Linked DNA regions of Homo sapiens: all the other regions are linked to region 4. Evidence: chromatin loops called from intact Hi-C (ENCODE). Cell type or tissue: endothelial cell of umbilical vein. All regions are shown on one strand. Region 1 has its middle 19 kb from the start of CTAGE1. Region 2 overlaps GATA6 (GATA binding protein 6). Region 3 holds the start of LOC124904261 (a long non-coding RNA gene). Region 4 has its middle 110 kb from the start of GATA6.

What was found. Hi-C counts contacts between places; a loop is a spot of excess contacts. Peaks named below come from ENCODE experiments on the same cell type or tissue, not always from the same donor. Only the 100,000 strongest peaks of a DNase experiment are listed, where the experiment ranks them.
Region 1: a loop joins it to region 4, with 2.8 times the contacts of the local background. A loop is called at or near these places in 2 of 110 quality-filtered maps.
Region 2: a loop joins it to region 4, with 5 times the contacts of the local background. A loop is called at or near these places in 4 of 110 quality-filtered maps.
Region 3: a loop joins it to region 4, with 11 times the contacts of the local background. A loop is called at or near these places in 13 of 110 quality-filtered maps.

Annotation. Positions count from the first base shown.
Region 1 is chr18:22,396,757-22,401,756 of GRCh38, reverse strand. No RefSeq gene overlaps it. Among named protein-coding and RNA genes, the nearest start is that of CTAGE1, 19 kb to the left of the region's middle. In endothelial cell of umbilical vein, no CTCF peak of the experiment used is centred here; DNase peaks (open chromatin) are centred at 1,626 and 3,106; H3K27ac peaks cover 2,208 bases.
Region 2 is chr18:22,189,756-22,194,755 of GRCh38, reverse strand. The region is part of intron 6 of GATA6 (GATA binding protein 6); the gene reads right to left. Among named protein-coding and RNA genes, the nearest start is that of GATA6, 23 kb to the right of the region's middle. RefSeq lists an enhancer at 186-734. In endothelial cell of umbilical vein, no CTCF peak of the experiment used is centred here; DNase peaks (open chromatin) are centred at 475, 1,175, 2,535, 3,905 and 2 weaker places; H3K27ac peaks cover 4,692 bases.
Region 3 is chr18:22,449,957-22,454,956 of GRCh38, reverse strand. It overlaps LOC124904261 (a long non-coding RNA gene), which reads right to left and starts at 2,262. Exons shown (of 2, transcript XR_007066306.1): 1 at 1-2,262. RefSeq lists a silencer at 2,551-2,716. In endothelial cell of umbilical vein, no CTCF peak of the experiment used is centred here; a DNase peak (open chromatin) is centred at 2,676; H3K27ac peaks cover 663 bases.
Region 4 is chr18:22,280,847-22,285,846 of GRCh38, reverse strand. No RefSeq gene overlaps it. Among named protein-coding and RNA genes, the nearest start is that of GATA6, 110 kb to the right of the region's middle. In endothelial cell of umbilical vein, no CTCF peak of the experiment used is centred here; a DNase peak (open chromatin) is centred at 3,116; H3K27ac peaks cover 2,084 bases.

The DNA of each region.
Region 1 (5,000 bases), 120 kb before region 4:
CAAATGTCTGTCCAGCCTGAGTAAATACTGGCCCAATCTTCACACTTCTTTGTATTCATGTCATCATAATGCCTTCCCACACTGGCTCGGGGCTTGGTCATTTGACTTGCTTTGGCCAATGGACAGTGGAAAAGTTGGTACCAGTAGTGCTCCTACAAGCAAGCACTTGCTTTTTTTGCTCTCTCTCTCTCGTCTGTGACTACCCCTCCAGGTGAGCCTGCCGAAGGATTTGAAGGACATGAGGAGAGCTGAGCCATCCTGGACAGGCCATCGCACTAGCCAGCCCCAGCCATTCTGCCAGCTGCACGCGCAAGCCCAGGTAGAATTGACTGAGCTTAACCCAGAGCCGCAGAGCTGCCCACCTGATCTATAAACGTGTATAAAATAATAAATGGTTGCTTTTTTCTTTCTTTTTTTTTTTGATGAAGTCTTGCTCTGCCACCGAGGCTAGAGTGCAGTGTCACAATCTCAGTTCACTGTAACCTTCACCTCCTAGGTTCAAGTAATTCTCCTGCCTCAGCCTCCTGAGTAGCTAGAATTACAGGCACATGCCACCACGCCTGGCTAAATTTTGTATTTTTAGTAGATACGGGGTTTCACTATGTTGGCCAGGCTGGTCTCGAACTCCTGACCTCAGGTGATCCACCCACCTTGGCCTCCCAGAGTGCTGGGATTACAGGCGTGAGCCACAGCGCCCTGCCAAATATTTGCTTTTTTAAGTCACCAAGCTTTAGTGTAGTTTTGCCAAACAGATTCCCAAAGGGTGACACCAACTGACACTCCACAAATGTCTGAAGATCTGAAGTTCCACATCCTCATCAGTACTTGATATCGATTACATTATATGATATTTCACTATTTCTGACCTGCAAAGATTGCAGTTTCATATGGTCCAATAAATTTATTTCATTTTAATTTTTCTTCTAAGTGTGTAATAAAATCAATTGAGGATTTAATTTGCATTTTCTTAATGACGAAGGATGTTGAGCACCCTTTCATTTGTTTATTAGTATATCCTCTTTTTTGAAGTACCTGTTCAAGGTTTTTTTCTATTTTTTTATGGGATTAACTGCCTTTTTTGCCACTAATTTGTAGGAATGAACACACACACACACACACACACACAGAGCCATGCTGGATACAAGCTCTATGTCACCACACATGTGTACAGACGTCTTCTCCCACTCTGGGACTTTTCCTTTCCACTTCCTTAATGGTACATCTTAATAAAGAAAAGTTATTACTTTTAGTATAATTCAATTTACCCATTTTAACCTTTACAGTTGTCAACACTTCTTTGCCTACCCCAAGATCATGTAGCTGTTCTTAAAAGCTTTGTTATTTTGCTTTTCACATTTAGATAAATGATGCACTTGGAATTGATTTTTTATGTATGATATGAGTAGGAGTCAGGATTCATCCTGGTCCCAAGTGGGTACCCAACTGACCTGGATGTTCATTGAAAAGGCAGTGGGTTGCAGAGTTTGGCTTGCATAGCTCTCACTGGGAGGCAGCACGGTGTCATCGGAGGAGTTCCTACTGGGCTCTAGTCCCAACTCTGCTACCAGCTCACTGGTTCTGTGACCCTGGGCAGGTCACCACAGCTGTCTCTGTTTACCCATATGTAAAATGAGGTTAAATTAGATCATCTTCATTGTTCCTTGCAGACGCATAAGATCAGGCAGAAGTGATGTCAGACTCCAAATATGACATGATTACTTCTGGGACCTCAGGGAGAGTATTTAACTTATCAGAGTCCCAATTTCCTTACCTAAAAGATGGGAGCAATTGTGCCCATATCTAGGGCTGCTGAAAAACAAGAAAGAAGATGTACATGAAGTTCTGTACTTGGCACATTATGTTGTTCAACAAAAGGTAACACTTGTGGTTGTTAATAGTCATTCTGGAAATATTAAGGAGAATTTGCCTTTATTTAATTTCAGTAAAAATGTAATTGGTGTCTCTAAACTTAATTACTAATTCAAATTTGTTTATGTTTGCTTGGCATGAAAGTTAAGTAGCCCTGTGAGGAGAACTTTGGTTTTGCCCCAACTTCTTTAGTCCTAAGAGATACTGTCCTGTAAAGAAGGCTAAAAATAAAGACAGAAGTTACACGGATATAAAATCAGCTTTCTCGAAATTGCTAACCATTAACCTTGAATTTAAAAGTTTTTCCTAAACACTTGTAGAACCCAGGAAAGAATGGAATGTCACAATTATACAGCCACGATGATAGTTGTCCGTGATGGATTATTAGTCTGAAATTATTAACTTTCCACAGACAAACCCAGGATTTCCCTGATTTCCTGACCCCCCGCCATTTAAGGTAGTACCCCTCCCTCATTCTTGTCTCACTCTGTTTTTCTTCATAGCAATTACAACTCCCTGACATATTTTCCTGTCTTTTTGTTAATTGTCTGTTTTCCCTTCAACTAGAACGTTAGCTCCATGGGAGCAGGAGCTTTGTTTAATTTACCTTGTATCTCAGCACCTAGAAGAATGCCTGGTACATGGCAGACATTCAGTAAGTATTGTGGAATAAATGAATGAAGGCAAAGTAGGAACCACATAAAATATGTATCAAAAGTAGTAATTATGTTCAATTAGGTCCATGCTACATTTAACATGACATAGAAATCAATAATGTATTTGGACTGCAGCACCTCTGTCAACCCCAAACTCCAATTCTTATAGATGTTCAGTAATAACACTACCACAAAAATATTAGCTCTGTTAATAATCAACACATTTTTCATAAGTGTGCCTTTGGGAACTATGAGAAGGAAATTGATATTTCCCACATATATATGCTGTCATTGTTTTTTTAAAGAGAAACTCTTCAATAAACACAATTACCGAAGGAGAAAATTATTTAAAAAGCTGGGTGTTTTGCAAATAAAAGTAGACATGGAAATCATGTTTTTATTATAAACAAATATTAAGTTTTACGTGTTGACTATTAAAAAGTTATTCAGTTTTTCCTTTACCAAAATAAATTGTTAATTAAGATAGACAAAAACCAGGAAACATTGAAGTTAGTCATTTAATTTCCTCACTTATTCAGAGCTGCCTGGAGTCATTTCCTGCAGGAATTCCATGTCTTCCCATTGAAGTGTTTCAGCAGCTGGTAACAAAATCATCCACACAGGCGGTGGGTGACACTCCAGGCTCCGATTGCAAATCAGGTTTTTATACTCACAATGGAACCAGATCGAGTTTAGAAATAAATCTAAATTCCTTCTAGAATGCTGTTTCTGCATTGCTCTAAGGGGGAATTTGGTCCAGTGGGAGGAATTGTAGACAAGGAAACCTGATTTCTACATTTGGCTCAGCACTAATTGTGTGACCTTAAATTTAACCTCCTGTGCACTAATAGCCTCGTCTATGTAAGGGTAATAACATTTAAATTTTACCTACCAAATTGTTTCTAAGATGGAAGAATCAGCCAAACTCAGCATGCAGCTATTTTTGTAGAAGTGCATGACTCCAATATATACTATTAATTTTTTTATTTTTAATTTTTAATTTTCTTAATATTTTTTGAGATGAAGTTTCACTCTTGTTGCCTAGGCTGGAGTGCAGTGGCACAATCTCAGCTCACTGCAACCTCTGCCTCCCTGGTTCAAGTGATTCTCCTCCTGCCTCAGCCTCCTGAATAGCTGGGATTTACAGGTGTCCACCACCACACCCACTTCACTTCTGTATTTTCAGTAGATACAGGGTTTCACCATGTTGGCCAGGCTGGTCTCAAACTCCTGACCTCAGGTGATCCACCCACCTAGGCCTCCCAAAGTGCTGGGACCACCGTGCCCAGCCCATATAAATTATTAATGACAACAACACTCAAGTCTTAAGAATAGAGACCTTGTCCAATAGTTTTTAGGATAGAGACCTTCATAGGATTAAACCGTGGCCAAAGCAATGCAGTAGATGACCTGGAAATCAGATAAAACTATGTCTTTTGCAGTATCATAAGAAAATTGGTAACTGTTCTTTACAGATCTGAAATGTACAAGCTTTTTTCTCATTCCTAAGTTGCTTATGTGGGAAACAGAAGCCAGTAAGTAGATCACACCATTAATTTTTGGGAAGAATAGCAAGGGATTTGATTAAACACACCCAGTGTAACTATACCGGGGGTGGGGGTGTGGGAGGATGGAACTAAAGTTCTGTAGATTGAGTGTTTGCATGCCCTAAAATTCATATGTTGAAATCCCAACCCGCTATGTGATGCACTGGGAGGTGGGACTCTTGGGAGGTGATCAGGTCACGAGGGGCCAACATGGAGTTAGTGCCCTTATAAAAGAAGCCCCAGAGAGCTCCCTCATGTCTTCCACCACATAAGAACACCATCTATGAACCAGGAAGCAAGCCCTCATTAGACATTGAATCTGCCAATGCCTTCCCAGCCTCCAGAACTGTGAGAAATAAATGTGTGTTGTTTATAAGCCACCCAATTTATAGTATTTTTCTATAGCAGTCCAAATGGACTAAGACAGAAATGTACAACTTTTTCTTGTCCAAACATTTTCTTGATTGGACCAGTCAACCAGATGAGAAAGCTGAGTTGTTTCATATTTTGGCTAGCAATAACTGCACCAGTACTTCTTGATTGGAAAATAATCTACAGGCATGATTACTGAGCATATGATGAATTCTGGGTATATAGAAATGTTTCTCAAATATTGAGGTAGGTTGACTCTCTGTAACACTTTTATTTTAATTTTGTGTTCATTTGAATGGTAAGCTGAACAAATTTTTTTTTCTGAGATGGAATCTCACTCTGTCAACCCAGGCTGGGGTGCAATGGTGCGATCTTGGCTCAATGCAACCTCTGCCTCCCAGGCTCAAGCAATTCTCCTGCCTCAGCCTCCCACGTAGCTGGGACTACAGGTGCCCGCCACCATGCCCGGCTAATTTTTTTTTTTGTATTTTTAGTAGAGATGTGGTTTCACTATGTTGGCCAAGCTGGTCTTGAACTCCTGACCTCATGATCTGCC
Region 2 (5,000 bases), 91 kb after region 4:
TGCCTACTGAGAATCAACACGATGTGTGTGTGTTGGGAGGGGGGGGCGGAGGGGGGAAATCAGAGAAAAATATACTATGATCCTGGACCTAATACACACACATACAAACACACGTATAAATTTCAATTGGTTGATATATTTTCCCACAAATAATTCAACCCTTCAAAGGACTTTAGTTCAGATCGCAGACATCACAACCCTGCAAAAGCAGGCACTTCACTAACCTAGACCAACCTAAACAAACGTTCCTGAACAAAAGGGAGGGAGAGCTCCGGAATGCCCACAGCTCAACCATCCTCCCTCCTTTCGGCAGGCAGCACAGGCCAGGCGGAGGTCCCTGCTCTCTCCCTGATCAAAGTGCAAGGAGGGTGGAGCAGAAATCGGCTCTGTGTTTCCATTCAAGGCTTATCTGCCCTCCACCCTCCCACAGACAACTGAAAATGGAGGCACTTCCTGTTGAAAGAATGTGTTATCAGGGCCAGACCCAGCCTGGGCTTAGCACTGAAAGCTGGCCGGGTTAGGTGGGAGACAGGCAGAGCAGCTGGGCTGGAAAACTCCCTCTTAAAGGAGTAAATGACTTCAGGGAGAGCTTGGGCTGCTACAGATTGGGACATGGAAAATATCCGCTAGCCTGAGAAGTAGCCACAGTTCATCTTTAGATCACCTAGAATTTTTTTTTTTTTTTCCTGTGAGGAGCCTTCACTCATTTTTGGACACATATCTGAAAAGTCAAAGATTTCTGATTGGATCAACTCATGGAGACAAATGCCCAGCAGTGTCTCTGTTTTCCTTCATTTCGCACATCCCATAATGGGGAGGGCAAGAGACAGCTTCTGATGGGAAGGCAACACAGCCGAGAAAAGGAAACCCTGAAAGGGCGTAGCCTTTTCCAAAGAAAAACATGGGTTCTTCGGCTTGTGGATTACATGCATAAATTTCCTTTGAGGAAGAAAACCAGAGAGGAGTGTACGGGGCATGCTCTATCTTCCTTGCTGGAATCTCTCTTCATGCAGTTTCGGTCTGAGGAAAGAAAACACTGCGCCCCAGGCAGGCTGAAGGACGACTGTGTGATCCTTCCCAGAGCAGAAGACTTTGATGGTGATCACATGCCTCCTTCACTGCAAGGCAGACTGTCGGCTCCCCCAGCCTCTGATCCGTCCTTCCTACACATCTGAGTGAGACTGTGCTTACGGCTTTTTCTTGTGTGAGGGGAAGCCAGCCGTCCCTCACTGCCAAAGCTCTTCTCTGCTTTTGTAACCTCTAGGTTAGACTCCTGTGGTGCTTTATAGCTGCCTTCCTCCAAAGAGGAATTAAAAACTTTGTATAAATTCCAACAAAGGGGAAATGCTTTCCTGCAAATCGTAACTTCCACTATATAAACTACGATCATTTCAGTTTGGCTGGAGGTAACAGAGGACCAGATACAAAGTGACAGTAATAGTTTAGAAGGTGACACATGAAAGACACATGAACACACACAAATTCTGTCTCCACCAGGACATGTGAAAACCAATCACAATGAAACTCTCGAATTCTTAACAGCTTAATAAAACAAAGGAACATGGACACCTTTTCTCTAGAGAGAGAGTCACCGTCACCTCAACTGATGACCTAACTATTCAGCAGAATAGTTTTGTATATTTAATTCGGCAAACAAATTCCTTACTGGAAATTTCACCGGCTGCTCCCCCACTCTGCCCCAACCCATACCCCTCTCGCCCCTTCTAGGCCTGAGTAGGCAAGGTTATAGCCACACCAAGGGATGCTGCCCTTTTCAAGAAGACGAAAGCAATTCTATGCACATAATCTATTCTGGACAAAAGAGCAAATTGCTTTATGTATCTGTGCACACTCAACAGCAAGCATGTTGTGGTGAAGAAAGGCGCCAAACTTTATAAGTACTCTGGGATTATCACCAAAATACTCATGTACAAATATAAATTGCAAGGGAGAGGGTTTGTCCCACAACTTGAAGTCAATGAGGACCCTAAAGAAAAAGCTTATCTTCTAAATGAATCAGAATGAATTACACTATTCTAATCTTCAAATTAAGTGGGACAGAATCCTGAGGCAAGATTTAAAACCTGGTGAATTATGATCTTAATTTTTATAACAAAACTGACTTTTCAGGAGATGGATGAGCATCTTAATCTCTCCATCTTAATTACAGAAAACATACCAAGAAGCATTTACAATGCACTTAAACCACAAAAAGCATTAGGAAAGTACTAAGTATCAGAAGGAATAAAAAATTTGCTATCAGTGAAATACAAATCTCTAAAATGTGGTTACTTTCTTAACACAATAACTCTACGTCTCTAAATTTCCCCATTAAGAAAGTGAGGATCTTATTCTAATATCTTGGGATGAAAAAAAATGCCACGCAAATAAAGCTGATTACTATTAACTTCCAAGACCCGTATTTAAGTAGTGCTATTCTTCTTAAACTTCAAAGAGGTCTCCAGGCATCTCCCACTCACTCTACACAATACTCCTAAGGACCAGATGGTAGGAATTACTTTTCCCCTTTAGTAGAAGGAGGAAAACAGAGGCTTTACAGAACCTTGGCAGCTTGCTATACTCACACAGACAGAGCTGGAGCTAGCGCCTGGCTGCTGGAATCTGTTTCCTCCCAGCTGCTAATCCGTGAACCCCCAGAATAAACTTTTGACCATATTCAGGCTTCACCACGAATCAAGCAACTAAATTTAATGAGAGCTTTAAATGTAAAATACTTGTGTTTAATAAAATAAAAATATGGTTCTGCAGCATGTGGCCCAGCTCTGGTGAAACCGTGCCAGGCCAACAACCAAAACAGGCAGCACACCATCAAGTCGGATCATGATTTAAGCATCGTCAGATGTTGACTTGGAACCGTTTACTCGTAAGACCCCAACAGGACATTAGAATCAATGCCTAGTTATGTATTTGTCCAAATCATTCTTAAAATATGAGGTCAATAAAATAATGTCTTTGTGCTCAGTCTCACAAATTCTGAGTACTGGGCCTTTAAAAAAGCCTGATGTGATGGGTAGCTGAGTGGTGAATTGTCACATTGCCAACACCTGTCTATGGAGATGCTTTTTTAAATTATTAAAATTTCAGAGAAAATTAACAGGTAGGTCTAAACATGAACAGAACTAACAGATTGTACTTAATTCATATCCACTGGATCTTCATACTGCTAGTAACTCTTCTGGCAGACACCCATGAAATGCATAATAAATTACTTTTGTTCCAGTAAAGGAATTCGTTTTCTTCGAAGATTCATTTAGCAATAACCTTTCAGAGCAATCTAAGCCAGATTTCTTAAATTTGGCCATGTTTTCCCGTAACATTATTTCATGTTTTCTGACAATTTTGTATATTCTTATAGAGGCGTTGGGGGGGCGGGTGGGAGAAAACTGCAAAGAATCTGTAATTTGCAAAGAAGAGCTGTATTCTGGGATGAGGCTATAAGAAATGGTGAATAACTTCTGCCCACACTTATTCTTTATCCAGTATTCTGGCTATCAGATAGTGATAATGAGTCACTTATTAAATAAACCACAATTCTGTGATAAATTATGTGGACATATGTTACAAACTATTTAAAGCTTTACTGTTTCCTAATGTACAAAGCCATTGGATATTGATGTAGCACACAATGCATTTTTAAACTACTTCTTACCATCCTCCCTGTCACACACACACACACACACACACACACACACACACACACACGAGATTTAAAAAAAAAAAAAAAGGAAGTCTAGAAAAAGCCTTGAGATCAGAATGAAAGTATGCAAATCCGCATGCTTGAACATTCCCTGCCGGGGTGACGTGTGACTTTCACGCAAAGGCCAATGTGGTCAGACAAGAACGTGAGTTATTAGAAGGGGCTGTGAACATAGAAAGAAAGGGAGCCTGGCACATAGGGAGCATGAAGATAAAATGCCAACAAAATATTTATGTTCATGGCTTGTAGCATGTGGCAAGTGGGATATTAATAACTGTGATGATTGGTCAACTCCCTGGGAGTGGTAACAGCCCTGGACTGGGAGGCAGGAGACGTCGGTTCCAGTCCCGGCTTCAATACTGGCTTGTTTTGTGACCTTAAGGAGTCACTCCGGATCTTGGTTTATAAATGAGGCAATAATAATACCTAACCACATAACTCTCTCACAGACCCTTTGGGAGATTAATGATTTTTTAACCCCTTTGCTACTCATTTAGAAAAGAGTGTTTTGGACGATAGACTGAAAAAAAAAACAGGCACTTCACTATTAAGAAATGCTTTTTCAGTAATTTCTTCATAAACATTCATTGAAGACAATTTTAACATTCTGAAAAGTTCCAAAACAGCATTTGTTTGTGTATGGATTTAAATCGCAGCATTAGAAGGATTTCAGTATGGCAATCTTGTGTTTCTCTTAAAAGAACCTTGTTATAACCACATTAGGTATGTCAACAAAAGTAATTTTTACTACTTTTTTTTTAACTTAATGTTACCCAACTGCCATATTCTTAGTACCATTACACATTTGATTTCTAAGTATAACATTGATAAGAAAATTTGCATTAACTGTCTTAAATACATTCTTGGTCAAGAGCAAATAACTTCTCACAGTTTTCCCACCTGTTTCAGTGGGAGGATATGTGATGCTAAAATTATTAATCAAACTAGTCCAATTTCTTTAAGAAAACATTCTTTCTTCTCTCTGAAGATTTCAAAGAAATGAACTAATATCGCATATTAATCTAACACGCTGTAGTGGCAACAACACTGACCGCATCAGCCAGACCTGCGGCCAACGTGAAACCACGCGTCTCAATTTGACACGTGACCTTGGAACTGTTCTTTACCTTCTGCATCTCACTTAGAAGGAGGAGTAAAAAATAAAATGTATCTAAAACACCTGGCACATAAAAGGTACCTGATAGAAACTAATTTCCTGCCTCCCTATGTTCACTATCTTATAAGTGAGTGAGTATTAGGAAAGGGAAAAACTTCCTCAAAG
Region 3 (5,000 bases), 170 kb before region 4:
AAAATCATTTATGCCAATAAAACTTGGAAGTGTTGAAAGAATCCCAAAAGAGCAGGCATCTTAGACGCGGTGCCACCTTGTTGCCTGTAACTGCAGTCCCGGTTCCACTCTGTTAATCCTTTCAAAGCAAAACTGCACAACTGGGACTCTCATGGATACTACTACAACTGAAGGCTGGAAAGAGGAGCCAGGCATGAGTTTGCTGTGAGTAAAAAAGTAGGAAGTAGCAAAGGTACTTAGCTGAGAGATTTGGGGACTGAGAGCTTAAATTAATATGATCAAGAAAATAATGAGTCTCCAAATGAACAGCTACTGGCCAGGAGACCCTAAAATAAAATGCTGTTATTTATTTAAGGTTCAATCATCTTACCTGGGATTGCAGATATCTGCACAAGATGGGCTGCTTGGCATGGCTGGAAGCCCTGGAGCTGCCACCAAGCAGTGGGCACTGGGTACACGGATGGGGAAATCACCATGTGCTGGGTCCCACATCAGCTTTACAGGAACTGTCTCATATGACCCTCACGGAACTCCAGGAGTCAGGTGCAGTGGCTATCATCCCATTTTATGAAAAGGGAAACTGAACTCAGGGATATGAAGTAACCTGACCAGGGTCATACAGCGTTGGGATTCACACTCCAGCACGGGGACTCTGGGGTCACCCTCCTAGCCTCCTGCAGGTGGACCTCAGCAACCCAGAAAGAGGGCACAGCAATGTGTTGAAAGTGAGCTTGGATGATAGTTACCTGTGCCCTGTCCTGGGCTCAAGATATACCAAGGCTGGGGAGAGTGCATTTCCGGCTTCACCATGGCAGGTGCAGGTGTGGATATTCCAGTAGGTTCCCGGTGAGGGGGACAATGTGGACCAGTAAGGTATGTGTGCAGCACAGACATCCACTTACAGCAACAGGGATGGCCCTGCCTATCCCTACACACACCTCTTTCCTCTTTACCAAGTTCACCTCTTCCAAATTTCATGGCTAAACATTCTTACCTCCCCACTTGCCCTCCCCTCCCACCTGACCCCCTAAATCCTGACTCCCCAGCTAGAGCATCTTCCTTTCTGGTACCTGTGCACCCAGATTTCCAGTTGCAACTTGATCTTACTTTCTCCTTGTTCTGTGAAAGCTGCTGACACAGGGGCTTGCCACTGTCATACCCTTATGCCCCAAATCCTGGCTTCAAGTCCAGCTTTTCTTCAGATAGGACCACAATTAAACTACAATAGAAGAAAAATAACTTAATGCTAAATAGAAGTAGCATTCTTTTTCTTAAAATTCCATCAACTTTAGTGTCAGTCTGACTCCTGAAACTTCTCATGAAACTCGTATATTTTCTGTAGTTGGTATAGTAGTCATTCTGATCGCTTTAGATTTCTCTCTTCCAACTGGGTTTTTGCAACTTGGAGATCAAGATTATTGCACAACAGCATTAACAGCTAATAAATCGGGCTCCTCCTTGCCATTTTTCTGAGCAGGGCTGATGGAGCCAAGGCTCTACAGAACAGGGGGAGCCTTATTCTGAGGCTGACGCTTTACTTGGGTTCTAAGGCCAGGATTCCATGTAAGAGCCATGCTGCTCCTGATGAGGGACGTGGGCCTGAGATTCACCACAGTATAGGTCTATAATCTTTTTTCTGAAACCTTTTAAACCAACATGATTTAGAATTGTCCAGATTTCAGAGAAGAAATGTGTACATACTGCATATTATGTAACATCCCCTATTGGGGTCTGGAGTAGCATCCCCTAATCAAACATATTTATATTTCTGCAGCTAAATATTTAACTATAACTATACAACATAAATAGTCTAGTAGCAATTCAGTTCAGCTTTAACTGTCAAATGAGTTTAGATCCGACCAGTCTTTGTTGTCAAATGAGTTACCAAAACCCTTTCGGTTTTCAATTTTTTTGGATCTGGGATTTTATAGAGAAGAGATTGTGAGCCTGTAAATGCAAATAGCTGCCATTTATTGAGCATGCCTATGTTCTGGTGTAATCCCAAAAAGAGCCTGCACGGGAAGGCACTGTTCTTTGCTTCATGTCACAGATGAGGATGCTTCCATGTAGAGAGGTTGGGAAGATTCCCTGAGGGCACAGAGGTAGGATGAGTTCAAATCTGCTGGAGACCAATGCAAGACATGTGCTCTTGCCACTAAGATGTCCTCTCCCTAAGAAAATAACAAGCTTGGCTGGGCACAGTAGCTCACTCCTGTTAATTCCAGTGCTTTGGGAGGCCGAGGTGAGAGGATCCCTTGAGCCCAGGAGTTTGCAACCAGCGTGGGCAACAAAGAGGCCCAGTTTCTACAAAAAATAAAAAATAAAAAAATGCTGACTCTGGTGGCACATGCCTGTAGTATCAGCTACTGGGGAGACTGAGGTGGGAGGATTGCTTAAACCCAGGAGTTCGAGGCTGCAGTGAGCTATGATCGCACCACTGCACTCCAGCCTGGGAAACAGAATGAGACTGTAGAAAGAGAAAAGAAAAGAAAGAAAAGAGAAAAGGAAAGAAGAAAAGAAAGGAAAAGGAGGGGAGGGGAGGGGAAGGGAAGGGAGGGGAGGGAAAGAACTGGCTTGACAGATGGCCCGTCCCTCTAGGTGACCGCTTCCTTTATCTCAGGCCCCGTGCCCCTTGTTGCAAGCTGTCCTCCCTTAGCGTTAGCTCCAAGGGCTGTCAGGTGGACATGGATCCCCTGCCGTTTACGCAGGGCCTCTCTAGTTTTATTTTTAAAATCGTTTAGTGCCCCAGCCAAGCTGGGGGTGAGACTGGGTCTGGGGGCCTTCTTATTCCAAACCTAGTGCAGCATCTTGTGCCACTTGGCAGCTCCTGGAGGCTTTGTGACTCAATCAACACAAAAGGAACCTGTGGCTGATTTAGCTTCTGCTCTCCAAACCCTCCCTGGAGGAGCCCACCGCTGTTTTCATCTCAGCGGTCAGGAGACTTTGGCCAAAAGGAGAGCTGACCTGGTCTGACTATCGGCTCCCCCTTTGGGTGACCTTCAAGCAAACTTTCACTTACCCTCTTTTTTCTTCCTGTCCTCGCCTATAAAATGGGAGCCATGGGAATACTCCCATGGAGTCGTTCTGCAGAGGAAGTGAATTAGCTGAGCGAACCCCTGACTGCTCATGGTCTCCACTCGAAACACAAAGGCCCCCACCCCTTGGTGCTGCAGTGTGAAGTCCTAACTCCAATAAGGCTTACAAATGCTAGTGGTTTTTTTTGTTTTGTTTTGTTTTGCTTGTTATAATTTCAACTTTTATTTTAGATACAGGGGGTACATGTGCAGGTTTGTTACGGGAATACTGTGTGATGCTGAGGTTTGAGGTACAAATGATCCTGGCACCCAGAAAGTGAGCATGGTACCCAAGAGTTTTTCAACCCTTGTCCCCCTCTCTTCAGCCCCCCAATAGTCCCCAGTGTCTATTATTCCCATCTTTAGGTCCATGAGTACCCAATGTCTAGCTCCCACTTATAAGTGAGAACATGTGGTGTTTGGTTCTCTGTTCCTGTGTTAATTTGCTTAGGATAATGGCCTCCTGCTGCATCCGTGTTGCTGCAAAGGACATGACTTTGTTCTTTTTTTTTTTACGGCTTTGTAGTATTCCATGGTGTATATGCACCACATTTTTTTCACTTTTATTTTAAGTTCAGGGGTACAAGTGCAGGTTTATTACATAGATAATCTTGTGTCGTAGGAGTCTGTTGCACAGACTATTTCATCACCCAGGTATTAAGCCTAGTACCCATTAGTTATTTTTGCTACTCCTCTCCCTCCTCCCACCCTCCCCCCTCTGAAAGGCCCCAGTGTGTATTGTTCCCTCTATCTGTCCATGTGTTCTCATCATTTAGCTCCCACTTATAAGTGAGAACATACAGCATTTGGTTTTCCGTTCTTGTGTTAGTTTACTAGGGACAACGGCCTCCAGCTCCATCCATGTCCCTGCAAAAGACATGATCTTGTTCTTTTTTATGGTTGCATAGTATTCCATGGTGTATATGTACCACATTTTCTTTATCCAGTCTATCTCTGATGGACACTTAGGTTGATTCCATGTCTTTGCTATTGTGAATGGTGCTACAGTGAACATGCACATGCATGTGTCTTTATAATAGAATGATTTGTATTCCTTTGGGTATATACCCCGTAATGGGATTGCTGGATCAAATGGTATTTCTGTCTTTAGGTCTTTGAGGAATCGCCACACTGTCTTCCACAGTGGCTGAACTAATTTACACTCTCACCAACAGTGTATAGTGTTCCTTTTTCTCCACAACCTTGCCAGCATCTGTTATTTTTTGACTTTTTAATAGTAGCTATTCTGACTGGTGTGAGATGATATCTCATTGTGGTTTTGATTTGCATTTCTCTAATGATTAATGATGTTGAGCTTTTTCCCATACGTTTGTTGGCCACATGTATATCTTCTTTTGAGAAGTACCTGTTCATGTCTTTTGCTCACTTTTTAATGGGGCTGTTTTTTTCTTATAAATTTAAGTACCTTAAAGATGCTGGATATTAGACCTTTGTTGAATGCTTAGTTTGCAAACATTTTCTTCCATTCTGTTGGTTGTGTGTTTACTGTGTTGATATTTCTTTTGCTGTGCAGAAGCTCTTTAGTTTAATTACATCCCATTTGTCAATTTTAGCTTTTGTTGCAATTGCTTTTGGCATCTTTGTCATGAAATCTTGGCCCATGCCTATGTCCTAAATGGTATTGCCTAAGTTGTCTTACAGGATTTTTATAGTTTTGGATTTTACATTTATGTCTAATCCATCTTGAGTTAATTTTTGCATATCATGTAAGGAAGGAGTCTAATTTCAGTCTTCTACATAAGGCTAGCCAGATATCCCAGCCTCATTTATTGAATAGGGAATCCTTTCCCCATTGCTTGTTTTTGTCAGGTTTGTTTAAGATCAGATAGTTTTAGGTGTGCAGTCTTATTTCTGGGTTCTCTATTCTGTTCTATTGGTCTATGTGTCTGTCCTTGTACAAGTACC
Region 4 (5,000 bases):
TATAAATTCTGTATCTAGCTAAAATTTTTTTTCAAAAGTAGCGTATCATCTTCCACTTTCAAATCCTGCTCTCTTCCTCTTTTATTCTAAAAAAATACCCCAAATTAGTGACACCCCCATCCACTCAGTTGCCTAATCAAGATACCCGGAAGTCATCCTGGACTTCCCCTTCCCCTCACTTCCCACTCCCAGCAGTCACAAGTCCTGCTGAGTTAACCTATAATTCTTTTCTCCTCCAATGAAAATATATATTCAATCAACAGTATCCCATGGCCTCCAGGCTGGAGGTCAAAGTCTCCATGATCAGCCTTTCTTTCTAGGCTATTTGCCCACCATTCCCAGATTTACACATTCCATTCTGGCAAAGTGAATTCCCCATGGTTGCCCAATGACCCTGCTGTTTCTCACTTCCATGCCTTTCTCATGCCAGGAGCCCTCCCCAACCCAGTCACTACTTTTGGCACATAAGTTCTTTCAGGTGCCCATTATCATTCCATTTTCTAGGCTGGCTTGTGACTGTCATTTATGTGTCTGTTTCCTCCCACTCTTCAGGGACTGTGTCTTGCCTCTGCATAACCAGCACCTGGCTTGGCACATAGCAGATGCTCAAGAAATATTCACCAAGTACATGGAATGAATAGTTGCATATGTAATATGTATATCTGAATAGTTCAGAAGTTAGAGATATAAAACACAACAGACAAAAGAGTAAAAACGAGAAACAAATTTGTTTTTAAAACTTTTGCATTGCTTTGGATCCAGAGCACAGAACCAGTCTTTTGTTCTTCCCACAAATCAGTGGCATAGAGCCAATACATCGGATTGCTTTTGCTTCCTGAATAATCAGAGTAAACATCTATTGCATTGCTTATTAAATGCAGGTGCTAAATGCTACAACAGGGATTGTCTCATCTAATCCACAAAATTACCCTATTAGGTAAGAACTATTGTTACATTTGAGGAAACTGAGGCTTAGTAGAATTAATATGTTATCGGTGGAGCTGGGATTTGGAATCTGATATCTGACTCAAAGTTCATGCTCTTAACCATCATAATTTCCATGGGAGTTAGGGTCAGAAGGTAGCCTATTGGTGAAAACATGTAGAGTTGAAATTAGTTTTGGAAATATCTTTTCATCAGGAATCTGTACCTTTTTGGCAGGAAGTTAGAACACATTAAAATTCATAGGCATATACTCATAGTCTGAGTCTTCCAGGCACAAGTCAAAAGCCATTTCAATCTTTTCTAAAATCTTATACATATTTAACTGGGTGTGGTGTCTCATGCCTGTAATCCCAGCACTTTGGGAGGCCGAGGCGGGCAGATCACCTGAGGTTGGGAGTTTGAGACCAGCCTGACTAACATGGTGGAACCCCGTCTCTACTAAAAATACAAAATTAGCCAGGCGTGGTGTCACATGCCTGTAATCCCAGCTACTTGGGAGGCTGAGGCAGGAGAATCTCTTGAACCTGGGAGGTGGAGGTTGCAGTGAGCTGAGATTGTGCCGTTGCACTCCAGCCTGGGCAACAAGAGCGAAACTCAGTCTCAAAAAAAAAAAAAAAAACTTATACATATCTGATGTATCTCCTTAACAATCTTTTTATTATTACTTTATTTATTGTTCTATAACAATAAATGTATTGGGGTACAGGTGGTATTTGGTTACATGAGTAAGTTCTTCAGTGGTGATTTGTGAGATCCTGGTGCACCTATCACCTGAGCAAATCAGTAAGAAAAAAACAAACGATCCTGTCAAAAAGTGGGTTAAGGACATGAATAGACAACTCTCAAAAGAAGATGTACAAATGGCCAACAAACATATGAAAAAATGCTCAACATCACTAATGATTAGGGAAATGCAAATCGAAACCACAATGTGATACCACCTTACTCCTGCAAGAATGGCCATAATCAAAAAATCAAAAAACAGTAGATGTTGGCATGGATGCGGCGATCAGGGGACACTTCTACACTGCTAGTGGGAAGGTAAACTTAGCAACCATTTTAGTACTTAATGCCACAGCTTCACGATTTTTTTTTCTCTCTCAGATCTTTATGACCCCTGTTAGACTGGGCAAACCCATAACTGTGAACCACGTTGGAAATGGACATCTCCTCTCTCAGGAAGCTCAGCATAGCCAGCTCTTACACTGGAATTGAAACTAATCACCGAGCATTACATGAAGATGATGACTCGCATGTAGGAGCCATGCTGTGTGGGGATCAAAACTGTTAGACTCACACTCAGCACAGTGAGATTACACTGAGAGCCTGTGAGAGAGCCCAATTGTGGGGCCAGCAGATTCCTATACCCCCATCCCATCTTCTTGTGGGAACTTGGACTGAGTCATAGGCCTAATTGCCAGGTCCACTTAAATGGCCCCCTCCTCACCCATGTGTGTGCCTATTTGAGTTCATGTAAGTAAATATACAGACAGAATGATACCATTGATCAGGACCCTCTCATTGCCCTGAAGTTCAGGACATCTGATATAGGCAATAATATTCATTTTCATTTTGACATCTCTCTTAGGGAAATGGCCTGACACATAGTCCTTCCTGACCTCTGACCTAAACCCCTTAATCTATGTCATAAAATGGTCTCTATCTGCCTGATTCTTCTCAGTGGTAGAGAACTGAAGCCTCAACCCCAGTGGCTCAAAAGAGGTACTTGCAATTCCTAAAACTTACATGTGCAGTCTGTATCTCTTTCTTTTGCAATAATAAGATTAAATCAGATGCTTGCAAGGTCCCTGAACCATCAATAGGAATATAGATAGACATAGATAGATACTTAGGTAGATAGACAAATAGACAGGCAGATAGACACAGAACTAAAAATCTGAACCAATAAATGCTTTTTAAATTCCTTTGAGAAAGTTTAAGAAAGCCCATTCTTTTCTCATGGGAAATTATGACTCAGGCCTTTTTTTTTTCTGTTTACACTAAGTACGTTATGGCTAAACTCTAATTAACTTTAGGTAAAAGAGGTCAAGAATGAAAGAGCTGAATTAACATAGAGGAATCATTAACTCTCACAGAGCACAAAGAGTACAATGGAATCTACTATATGGTTTTTTTTCTTTTGGTGGACATAGTAGCTTAGCAACACGTATTTACTTCCTGTTATAAGAAAGATGGGTCCTATCAAATGAAGAGTTCCTGCATGATGAATCATACATGAGGCCACAGTTTTTCTTTGTAATTGAATAGCGTTCTAGAAGATCGTCACAAGCTAGAAGATCGTCACAAGTCATTCTCTTACAGGAAAAGTATATGTCAATAACAAGATTGAGTATAGAAACGGAAAGTGCTCCAACAACAAGCTCAAAGACCCAAGCAGAACCATTCCAAAGCTACTCAAGGTGTGGCTGGTGCTGGTTCTCAGTGCCACTGCCACTGGTCCCAGCTCCAGGAGCCTGCCCTGCAGGGGAAGTAGCTGGCTCCCCAGAGACTCATGGCTTTGGGTCAGGCCACAATGCGCCAAGGTGCAATGGGGCTGCGCCTCCTCACTCCACACACTCCCCTGCTGGGCAAGCTGCATTCTTCAGGCTTCATTGTTTTGGGTTTTTTTAATTGTTTTGAGTTGTTTTTGTTGTTTTGAGACAGGGTCTCACTCTGTCTCCCAGGCATGAGTGCAGTGGTGTGATCTCGGCTCACTACAGCCTCAATTTCAGCCTCCCGAGTAGCTGGGACCACATGTGTGAACCACCATGCCCAGCTAATTTTTTGTATTTTTTTGTAGAGACAGTTTTGCCATATTGCTCAGGCTGGTCTCAAAGTCCTGAGCTCAGCAATCTACCTCCCAAAGTGCTGGGATTACAGGCATGAGCCATCATGTCCAGCTCGGCTTTGTTGTTTTAAACTCTTGTATGTGTTATGTCTGTATGTGTTAACTGTGGTTAAATACACATAATATAAAATTTACCATCTTAATCATTTTTAGATATAGAGTTCAGTGACGTTAATTCTATTTAATTGTTGTGCAGCCAATCTCCAGAACCCTTTTTGTCTTGCAAAACTAAAATTCTATACCCCTTAAACATTAATTCCGGAGCTGTTCCTCTCACCCCCTGACAACCATCCTCTACTTTCTATGTCTATGAATTTGACTTCTCTAGGTACCTCATATAAGGAGCATATGGTATTTGTATTCTTGTGACTGGCTTATTTCACTCAGCTTGAGGTTCTCAACTTTCATCCATGTTGTAGCATGTGTCGGAATTTCCTTCCTTTTTCTTGCTGAATAATATTCCATGTGTTATAATTGTTTCGTCTTATCCGTAGAATATTTGTGCAAGGTGAGGGAAGTAAGAGGCTGATTATGTAATTTTCCCACCTCTCCCAACCCCTGTGGGATGTACTTGATACCTGGGATATAACTTTGTTTCTATCGCTAACAAGGCCACAGAAACTCCAGAAGAAAAATCCCTTGTACGAAATGTTGTGAGGACCAGAGGTTAAGCCACAGATTCTAACCTGGGGTCCGTGGATCCTTAATGAGCCCATGGTAGGGCTCTGAGAAGTTTGTGGTCTGCCTGAAACTATATCCAAAACTGTGTGTTTTTGCTTTCTTCTGTGGAAAGAAAGAGTCCTTAGTTTTTATCATATTTTAAGAGAGTTTTTGACCCCCAAATGCTAAACATCATTGGTCTAAACAGTACTTCACTAAGGTTGAACTGAGATATGGGATGAATTGTCATTGTTCCCTTCCATCTCATTACACAGCTCCAGGATGTTGCAGTCCTTAGAAACACCTACCACATAGACGCTGACCCTGTACCTCCAACCCCTAGAGCACCCGCTCTCCAGAGGGTTGTTGAGAGGGTCATGGATGCAGCTGTGCTTGGTCTCATTATTCCTCACAGTCCCTAATAAATTATTTCTGCAATGCCGGAAAAAAATACGACAATCAAAATGTTTTTACCAGATTTAATTTCAAAATACTGCCATAATGAGAGGTAGAAAAGATACACCCAGGTAGAAAAGCATGGTCCCCC